Regions from separate parts of the Homo sapiens genome. Here region 2 is linked to region 1. A link is an interaction called in ENCODE POLR2A ChIA-PET data of the cell type or tissue named here. Cell type or tissue: PC-9. All regions are shown on one strand. Region 1 overlaps FANCD2 (FA complementation group D2). Region 2 overlaps IRAK2 (interleukin 1 receptor associated kinase 2).

Region 1 (5,000 bases):
TTATGCCACAATACTATTTAATGACTCCTTCCATCTGTAATTCCCTCACTTTTTCACCTTGCCTTGGATCCTCTATGATCTGAGCGCACATTCCCTCTTCTAACCCTGAATGCCCTCGTTCTCCTTTAAACACACTGTGCTCTCACCCACTCCATCGTGGTTTTGCTCAGCTTGTTCCCCCAGCCTAGAATGTCCTTGTCTCTCCACCTCTTTCATGTCTTTTTTTTTTTTTTTTTTTTTTTTTTGAGGCAGGGTCTCACTCTGTTGTCCAGGCTGGAATGCAGTAGGGTGATCACAGCTCACTGCAGCCTCAACCTCCTAGACTCAAGAATCTTCCCACTGAAGCCTCTGGAGTAGCTGGGACTACAGGAACATGCCACCACACCCAGCTAATTTTTCTATTTTTTGTGGAAACAGGGTCTCATTCTGTTCCCCAGGCTGGCCTCGAACTCCTGGGCTCAAGTGATCCACCAGCCTCAGCCTCCCAAAATGCTGGGATATCAGGCATGAGCCAGCATGCCCAGCCTCATCCAGTCTTTCTTAAGTCTTCAGATCAAGGTTTTGGACCTCTAATAATGCCATCTTCTCAACACTCCCAGTTGGAATCAGTTTATTTCTCTTTGCTCGTCTCTTCCTTTTCTTGAACTTCAGTTGTGATAATTACTTTATTCTGCTTTGTAATATTAATTTAAATGTTGACATTCCTCCATTTTAGAATTCTCTGCAGCACCCAAAGCTGTGCTTTGCGCAGCGGGAAAGAGGCTGGAGTGCTCAAAGGAGCAGATCTCAGCCTTGGTTTCTTGTCTTTCACCTCTCCAGGTATTTGATAGTCATCCTGTTCTGCATGTATGTTTGAAGGTGAGAGATTTACTGGGCCCTGTTTCATATTTATTCTTCCTGTGGATCACTCTAGAGAGGACCTCAGCTGAGATAAATTGCTCAATTTCTTGCCCACAAGCCAGAGTTTCCAGAATCTATGCCAGTTTAGGGAAGGCAATGGATGCATTTTCCCACCCTAGTTGGATGATTGGAGAAGCCAGTTTTCCTATGAATTTGAAAACTTTTGGTAAGAATCTTAGTACTAGGAGGAATGGCTTCAGGGCAGTTGAGTTTAGGAGCAGTAGTTACCTTCCGTGCCATTCCTTACCAGGCAAAAGGGAGGAAGGAGGAGTAGATGATTTTTCTTTAAAGTCTATGGGTGGCCTTACAAATGTGGGATCTGATATCCTGATAATTGCCAAACTTCTCTTTTGTGGGAATAGCCTGTATTAGCCCTAGATTTGATGGGAAGTCCAGTCAGAATGTTATGGGGAGAATGCTACTTCGCCACTCCTCAAGTTTCCTTCCAAGTGGATGGTGCCCCATTCTTGTCATCTCCTGGTCACTCTCCCTTTTTACTCCACCCTTGCGCAATGTGGGAGATGGGCAAGTTGGAGAGAGGAGTCATTTATCTGATTGGGAAATTTAGAAATTGGTCATATGCTTTCTCAGCTTTACCCAGTTTTTCCCTCTTGGGAGTAAGTTATCCTCAGATAGAGCTCCCCTCTACTCTATGCTCTCACTCCTAAGCTGAGCAAGTTCCCTGTCCATCGACTGTATCTGTGGTAGGTAAGTCTGCCTAATTCTGGGGCTTAGTTAACAGGCCTATTTGATTTTTGTATTAAGTTACATTCTCCAAATAAACCTTTTGGACCCTTCCCAATTTGTTTTTTATATATATAAATAAGAAAATAAAACCCTTGGGCTGGATGAGACTATTCTGCCTCAGGGGCCTTTCAGTGAGATACCTCAGCTAGAGGTAACAGTGTGTCTCTCTTCTTCAGTATGGGCGTCTCTTTGTGGAAGCATTTCTGAAGCAATGTATGCCGCTCCTAGACTTCAGTTTTAGAAAACACCGGGTAAGAGCTAAGAGCAGAGAACAAAGATATGCACTGAAGAGTTGCTCAGAAGATATGTCCTTGGTGACTCCTGGGTGGGGCTGGGAGTGTTCTACCTGGGCTCCTCTGGTCCACTTCAGCTGTAGCCAGAGATCCCCAAATTGGACTGAATATTCCAAAGTAGGCTGAACTCCTCAGGCCCACTCTGGATCAAACCCACCTTTCTATTTCTTCTCCAGATCTGACAGTGGTCTTCCTTTTAGCTTGATTTTATTGTGCTACTGCACTCTCAGGTCCTCATGTATCAGTGTGTCATTTGCTTATTCCTTTATGCTTCTGTAGGTATACTCTCAGAAATGATTTTAAAAAAAAAAAAGCTCATTTGTGTCATAAAACCCTTTGCTGTGGTAATGAACAGTCTTGACAGTTTTTTAGCCAATGGCATCCAGGGCTAGAGTGATGAATTAAGGATAGAATCACATTATTTCCTATACATATTTAGCAAGTTGAACAAAATACTCACCATATTTGGTTGGTCCCTCACAGCCCTGAAAGAGAAAGGGAAGGTGGTATTTTATCCTAATGTTGCAGATGGGAAAACTGAGACATGGTAACCTATGTAAAACTAAAATGCAGGTCTTATAACTCTCAGATTGATACAAGGGACAGAAATGGGAGAGTTGAGAATAAGAGGTAGCTGCTATTCCTCCTATTTGAGAGGCAAATTAAGATGATTATCAGCATAGGCTGGAAACTGCAGAGTTTATCCTCTTTGGAGCTTTTGATTGCAAGGGTATCTTGAATCTAAAATGAAATCAGGACATTTCATAGAGCATTTATAAACTTATTGGTTATAGGAAGATGTTCTGAGCTTACTGGAAACCTTCCAGTTGGACACAAGGCTGCTTCATCACCTGTGTGGGCATTCCAAGGTAAGAAGGGGAGCAGGTTCTATCAGCAGCCTGCCTGTTGGCTTAATCTGCAGTTGCTATTGGGGGATCCATGGGCTACCATCCTTCTTCCTTTATATCTGGGACTGTGTCTGTCCAAAGGCAGTTTATTCAGAGCAAATCCTTAGTTGCTCCTTGAGATTGGGCAGTCCTCTAGAGGGGAATCTCCGCATCTGAAATTTGATTCAAACTCCAAAGCTCTTTTTCCTCTAGAAACTTCTTGGGTGACAGAAATAGAATGCTGGTATATGTTTACTTCTGCAAAGTCCTCTAGGTAACAGGACTGTGATGTAAGTGATGATCCTGCAGGAGACAGGAGGTGGCTCTAAAGCAGCCATCTGTAGAGGCTTTCATCTGTGCCACTTACTTTCAAGGAACTCATCTATGTCTTATGAGAACATCTTAGCATTAAAGGATTTTTCCACTTGAAGCCTTCTTATAGTTAATGAGGTATTGTCACGTTTTGTCTGAATGAACACAGAACCCTAGAGTTCTGCAGTCACTGGCAAACCAAATGATTCTTGAGTCCAGTTTCTGTTACTTACTTCCTCCTCTGGTTCTAAATTTATAAGGTCCTGAACAGTGATTTTTTTTTTTTTTTTTTTTTGAGACGGAGTCTCGCTTTGTAGCCCAGGCCGGAGTGCAGTGGCACAATCTCTGCTCACTGCAAGTTCCGCCTCCCGGCTGGACAGTGAATGTTTAAGGAATTCTCTTAGCTAAACAGGGCTACTCTATTGTTTAATATCAGTAAAATATATATTCAAGAATATTTTAGGTAAATTCATTGAAGATCGGCCAGTAAGAGGTTATGAAGAGGAACTAGAGGTGTTGGTGGTATGTCTTCTAGGCTTTGAATTCTTTAGCTGCCATTCTCTTTGGATTACTCTGCCAAACTATTCCTGTTTGATGGAACATACCGTTGGCCCATACTGGCAGGGCTTGTGTTCTTATTCAACATTCAAAGGTTTCTATAAGAAATGTGAAGGCATGATGATAAACTCACAAAAGATGGATGTTATTTATTTCCATTCAGATTCACCAGGACACGAGACTCACCCAACATGTGCCTCTGCTCAAAAAGACCCTGGAACTTTTAGTTTGCAGAGTCAAAGCTATGCTCACTCTCAACAATTGTAGAGAGGCTTTCTGGCTGGGCAATCTAAAAAACCGGGACTTGCAGGTAAGCCTTGGATCCTGCTAGTGATAATCCCCTACTCTTATTCTTTGTGACAGCATCAGATGGCATGTAAGGAAGGTCACCTAAGCCCTCGTCTCTCAGTAAGGCTACTTTTCTCTTAAGTCTGTGACTGTTTAACTCTTAAAGTTATGGTACATTACTCATGGGCCCTGGTCACAGGCTGCACCCCTCATCTTAGGCAGCAAGGCACCAAAACATGCCATTGATATAAACAATGCCTCAGACATAAAGGAGTCAGACCAGTACAAACCTCTCTCCACAGCTAGAGGAGCTCCTTTAAGCCCCACTGAGGGTAGATTCATAATAACATTTTTGTATAGGGACAAACATTTCTTTTGTTATTTTTTTTCCCCTAAGCCAATCTGTCTTATTCCAGAAATTACAAATTAATCTCTTATTGGGGGACCTGCCCCGATAATCACGTAGGTTCTTTTCTATTTTCCTAAGTGTCAGCTGGCTTGAGAAATAAAGGGACAGAGTACAAAAGAGAGAAATTTTAAAGCTGGGCGTCCGGGGGAGACATCACACGTTGATAGGATCCGTGATGCCCCACAAGCCACAAAAAACAGCAAGTTTTTATTAGGGATTTTCAAAAGGGGAGGGAGTGTGCGAATAGGTGTGGGTGACAGACATCAAGTACTTAACAGGGTAATAGAATATCACAAGGCAAGTGGAGGCAGGGTGAGATCACATGACCGCAGGACCGAGGCGAAATTGAAATTGCTAATGAAGTTTTGGGCACCACTGTCATTGATAACATCTTATCAGGAGACAGGGTTTTGAGATCAACAGGTCTGACCAAAATTTATTAGGCGGGAATTTCCTCTTCCTAATAAGCCTGGGAGCGCTATAGGAGACTGGAGTTTATTTCACCTCTGCAGTCTCGACCATAAGAGACAGGTACACCCGGGGGGGCCCAGTTCAGAGACCTACCCCTAGGTGTGCATTCTCTTTCTCAGGGACGTTCCATGCTGA
Region 2 (5,000 bases), 110 kb after region 1:
TCAAAAACAAAAACAAACAAAACAGAGCAAAAAAGAAAAGCAAGAAAAAGAAAGCTTCTGGAAGCATTTCCATAGGAAATGGTTTGTTTTTTAGCTAAGTCCTGGCACTTGATCTGACCTCTGATTAGCTGTGCCTCACTCTTGGAAACAAGATTATGTAGAAGCCCCAAGCCCCATCTATCACTATCACCCAACAAGTATCCCATCTTGTTCATCTACTCTCCTGCCCCATCTCCCTCCCCTCCCTTAGCCATTATTTTAAAACATTTTTATATGAAAAAATTACAAACATACAAAAGCCAAGAGCATAATGACCCTCCATGTCCCCATCAGCTGGCTTCAGTAATGATCCACCCATGGCCAACTTCTGATTAGTTTGTATGGAATCCAGGGAGATTTTCATATCCTTGATAGCTGGAGAATTCCTTCTCATTCTCCTCTCTCTGCCCTTGGACATACAGTGGGGGCCTTTAAAGATTATGGTTGTGAGTTTCTCCTACCACAGATAACTACCCTAGGCACGAGGAGCCAATCCGATTAGACCCCAGAGGAGGGGAGGGCTGGGTAGGGAGAGATGGAGAGTAATGGCTGGTGGGTCCTGTCTGATTTTCCAGACCAGAGTCCATTTCTTTTCCCCAAGACCACAGGGATAAATAAACCCAACTAATAGCCCTCATGTGTCGCAGGAGCAGGCCTCAGGGATTCCCCCAAACTGAGAGGCCTGGGGGAGCCTCCTGAGCAAACCCCAGGCATTAAGTCAGATAGGAAACTCATGACTTGTGTGAGGCAAGCTCTGACCTCAGATTTACTGGGCACAGAAGGACCCTGTGTGCAGAGACAGCCCTGCCCTGTGGCCAGGCCTGGCAGCAGGATGGAACTCAAGTTAGTCTGGAGCAGCGGTTCCCAGTGTGGGGCCCACACCTGCAGTGGTACACAGAACCTGGGTGTTAGCACAAATATAGATCATGTGTAGAAGAACTAGGGACTTCATGGATATTACTGTTTAACACAAGGCTGAATACATAACACTGGAATTAAAGTTGGTTGAAAGAAAACCGTCAGGTGACTCATAGTGAGGTGGCACAGACATGGCCAAAAACTTGGAGACCGGATGAACATAACTGCAGTCTGAGGGATGCGGGCCAAGGGTACTGAGCTGAGGCCAAGAGAAGGCAGGGCAAGGGTGGAAGTGGCCATCACAGAGCAGCCTTTCTGCAGGACGGGGGCCCTGTGCTGGCCAGCAGAGGCCTCCATTAGTCCAGGTCCTTGGTGAGAGGCAGATACCAAGACAGGATAGGATTTCATCAACAAGATAGGATTTCATTAGGACAAATACTTGCAAGAAAATGCAGAGGGAGCTGGGCAAGGCTGGGAGAGCCTTGGGACCATGGTGCGCCATTTCCGAGGAAGGCTGGGTGGGCACTTGCTGGCCTGCCTTCGGTCTAAGGCAGACTCTCCAGGGTGTCCGTTGGCCATCACAGTCCTATCTGCCTAGTGTACCCTCTGCACACAGTGCCTGGGGAACAGCCCCTGGGAAGCATGGTCCGGATGCAGATGCAGGGATTGATTGGAGCCAGCCACAGCCAGGCCCGCAGATAGCCAGGCTCCCAGCAGCTGGGGGTCTCCAGCTCGCATTCTCCTGGCTGCTAGATTCACACAGCAGCAGGGCAAAGATCCCAGGAATGAGGCTGAGGGCAGCCCCTTGACAGGCTCCAGACCTTGTCTCAGGTGATTTCATGTTATCAGCTATCTGTGTGGGTTAATTGTTTAGCCAGGCTGATTTTACTTTCAGTCTCGTGAAATAAAATTTTTTGTTTTTTGTTTTTTGAGACTGAGTCTCGCTCTGTTGCCCAGGTTGGAGTGCAGTGGTATGATCTTGGCTCACTGCAACCTCTGCCTCCCAGGTTTAAGCGATTCTTGTGCCTCAGCCTCCTGAGTAGCTGGGCCTACAGGCATGTGCCACCATGCCCGGCTAATTTTTGTATTTTTAGTAGAGACAGGGTTTCACCATGTTGACCAGACTGGTCTCGAACTCCTGACCTCAGGTGATCCACCTGCCTCAGCCTCCCAAAGCGCTGGGATTACAGGTGTGAGCCACTGTGCTGGCCAAAACAAATTTTTTTTTTTTGATACAGTCTCGCTCTGTCCCCCAGGCTGGAGTGCAGTGGCACAGCTCAGCTCACGGCAACCTTTGCCTCCCTGGTTCAAGCAATTCTCCTGCCTTAGCCTCCCAAGTAGCTGGGATTACAGGCACTCGCCATCATGCCAGGCTAATTTTTGTATTTTTGTAGAGATGGGGTTTTACCATGTTGGCCAGGCTGGTCTTAAACTCTTTTTGTTTGTTTTTTTGTTTGTTTGTTTTGAAGTGGAGTCTCACTCTGTCACCCAGGCTGGAGTGCAGTGGCACAATCTTGGCTCATGGTCTTAAACTCTTAACCTCAGGTGATCCACCTGCCTCGGCCTCCCAAAGTGCTGGGATTACAAGCCTGAGCCACTGTGCCCAGGCCAAAATAAATTTTTTAATAGCCAAAGTTCCAGATGAGTCATTCCTTTCCTGATGTTGTAAGCCACAAATACCTGAAGCAGGTAGATTTATCCAGTAATCTTGGGGTCAAGTCCAGTTTCCTTTGGAAGGGTCAGGTCCCCAGTTACTCAGAAGCTGTCCTTGCCATGGGGCTTCCTAGGTATTTCCAGATGATGATGTTTGAAGCCTCTGGCCTTTGGCCAAGGCCTGCTTCTGTGCGGACCAGCCACCATGGCTCACCTCACCCACGGTCTGTGCCTGCGCCCACCGAGGAGCCCCCCTACCAGATGGCCTCATTAGTCTTCAGATTAATCTTCACATGGGGCCTAGTGAAGAAATTTCACCCTCTTTAACCTCACGTTTAAGTGACCCTAAACTACTTGTCAAACATTCCGTCTTGTGAATCTTGTTCACTCACTAAGGGATTGGGGCATAGACATGGCCAAGCATGGTGGCTCACGCCTATAATCCCAGCACTTTGGGAGGCCGAGGCAAGTGGATCACTTGAGGTCAGGAGTTCAAAACCAGCCTGGCCAACATGGTGAAACCCCATCTCTAATAAAAATACAAAAATTAGCCGGCATCATGGCGCACGCCTATAGTCCCAGCTACTTCGTAGGCTGAGGCAGGAGAATCGCTTGAACCTGGGAGGGGGAGTTTGCAGTGAGCTGAGATTGTGCCACTGCACTCCAGCCTGGGTGACAGAGTGAGACTCTGTTTCCAAAAAAAAAAAAAAAAAAAGAACATAGACACTGGAACCACTGATGACTGTGTGCCCCATGTGAAGATTAATCTGAAGACTAATGAGGCCGTCTGGTAGGGGGGCTCCTCGGTGGGCGCAGGCACAGACTGTGGGTGAGGTGGGCCATGGTGGCTGGTCCGCACAGAAGCAGGCCTTGGCCAAAGGCCAAGGCCCTTGGAAAAGTGACTTAACTTCTCCATGCCTCATTTCACCATCTGCAAAGAGGCAATGAAAATGGTGCAGTGGTACCTTATTTCCTGATTGGCATGAGGATTAGATGAGTTAACGCACGGGAAGGATTTTTTTTGAGACAGGGTCTCATTCTGCCTCCTAGGCTAGAGTGCAGTGGTGTGATCATGGCTCAATATAGCCTTGACCTCCTGGGCACAAGTGATCCTCATCCTCCCAAGTAGAGGGGACCACAGGTGTACACCACCATACCTGGCTATTAAAAAAAAATCTTTTGTAGGACTGAGCGCAGTGGCTCATGCCTGTAATCCCAGCACTTTGGGAAGCCAAGGTGGGCAGATCACGAGTTCAGGAGATCGAGACCATCCTGGCTAACACAGTGAAACCCCATCTCTACTAAAAATACAAAAAATTAGCTGGGTGTGGTGGCGGGCGCCTGTAGTCCCAGCTACTCGGGAGGCTGAGGCAGGAGAATGGTGTGAACCCGGGAGGCGGAGCTTGCAGTGAGCCGAGATTGTGCCACTGCACTCCAGCCTGGGCAACAGAGGGAGACTCCATCTCAAAAAAAAAAAAGAAAAAAAATCTTTTGTAGAAACGGGATCTTGTCATGTTGCCCAAGCTGATCTCAAACTCCTGGGCTGAAGCAATCCTCCTGCCTCAGCCTCCCAAAGTGCTGGTATTACAGATGTGAAGTATTTAGAACAGTGCCTGGCATGATGTTTGCTAACTCATGTACCTAGATGTTAACTTACTCCAGCCCCGGGCCCTTCTACTGCCCCACCTCTGCATGGGCTGGTTCCACTGCCCCATATCTGCTTGTTGAAAACGTTTCTCCATATTTCAAGCCCAGGTCAGGTGCCACTTCCTCTGTGAACCCTCCTCATCTCCCAGCCTGTTATGGTCTCTCCTGCCTCTGACCTCGCTCTCCCGTGGGATGTATCCTCGGAGGATAGTTACTGCATCCCTGCCCTGGTGGAGGTTTCTGGAAGGCAGGCTTGGTAGCTAGTTCACCTCTGTGTCTTTTTCTGCTCTTTGAGTAGGAGGTGAGATAGTGCAGGGCCTAGAAGTCAAACAGATTTCCGTCTGAATTTCGGCTCTACCATCTACTGGCTGGGTGGTCCTGAGCACTGCGTCTACCTCCGGTGTCTCCGTGTCTCCACTTGCCAACTGGGATGATAAACAGGCCCCAGGTTGTAGGGGAGTCAGAGGCTTATCCTGAGGTGATGCTTGAGGAGTGTGTTGGTTGGCACATGGTGGGTGTCAGGAATTGGCAGCAACAAGTGTTTGGGGAGTGAACAGGAGACTGGCATAGTCTGAGGACTAGACCAGGATCCCTCCTGTCTTCCTCCCCGAGGCTGCATCCTGACCCATAGTCCCTCCTTTCCAGGGTCCTCTCCAGCCAGAGCCCACCAGCCGGCCTTTCTCCAGCCTCCTGAAGAAGATGCCCCTCATTCCTTGAGAAGCGACCTCCCCACTTCGTCTGATTCAAAGGTAAATCCACCCCTCGGCTGCAGCCCCCAAGCCATGTCTCCCAGCGTGTAGTTC

The links. ChIA-PET counts read pairs that join two places held together with the same protein. Peaks named below come from ENCODE experiments on the same cell type or tissue, not always from the same donor. Only the 100,000 strongest peaks of a DNase experiment are listed, where the experiment ranks them.
Region 2: POLR2A ChIA-PET joins it to region 1 with 6 read pairs; 5 of 35 experiments call an interaction of 5 or more read pairs at or near these places.

Annotation. Positions count from the first base shown.
Region 1 is chr3:10,092,466-10,097,465 of GRCh38, forward strand. It overlaps FANCD2 (FA complementation group D2), which reads left to right. Exons shown (of 44, transcript NM_001018115.3): 39 at 820-858; 40 at 1,824-1,898; 41 at 2,735-2,809; 42 at 3,861-4,007. It also overlaps a transcript of FANCD2OS not described here. Among named protein-coding and RNA genes, the nearest start is that of FANCD2OS, 13 kb to the right of the region's middle. RefSeq lists an enhancer at 4,406-4,953. In PC-9, no CTCF peak of the experiment used is centred here; no DNase peak of the experiment used is centred here.
Region 2 is chr3:10,204,747-10,209,746 of GRCh38, forward strand. IRAK2 (interleukin 1 receptor associated kinase 2) reads left to right here. Exons shown (of 13, transcript NM_001570.4): 4 at 4,843-4,946. Among named protein-coding and RNA genes, the nearest start is that of TATDN2, 41 kb to the right of the region's middle. In PC-9, no CTCF peak of the experiment used is centred here; DNase peaks (open chromatin) are centred at 1,085 and 2,585; H3K27ac peaks cover 3,504 bases.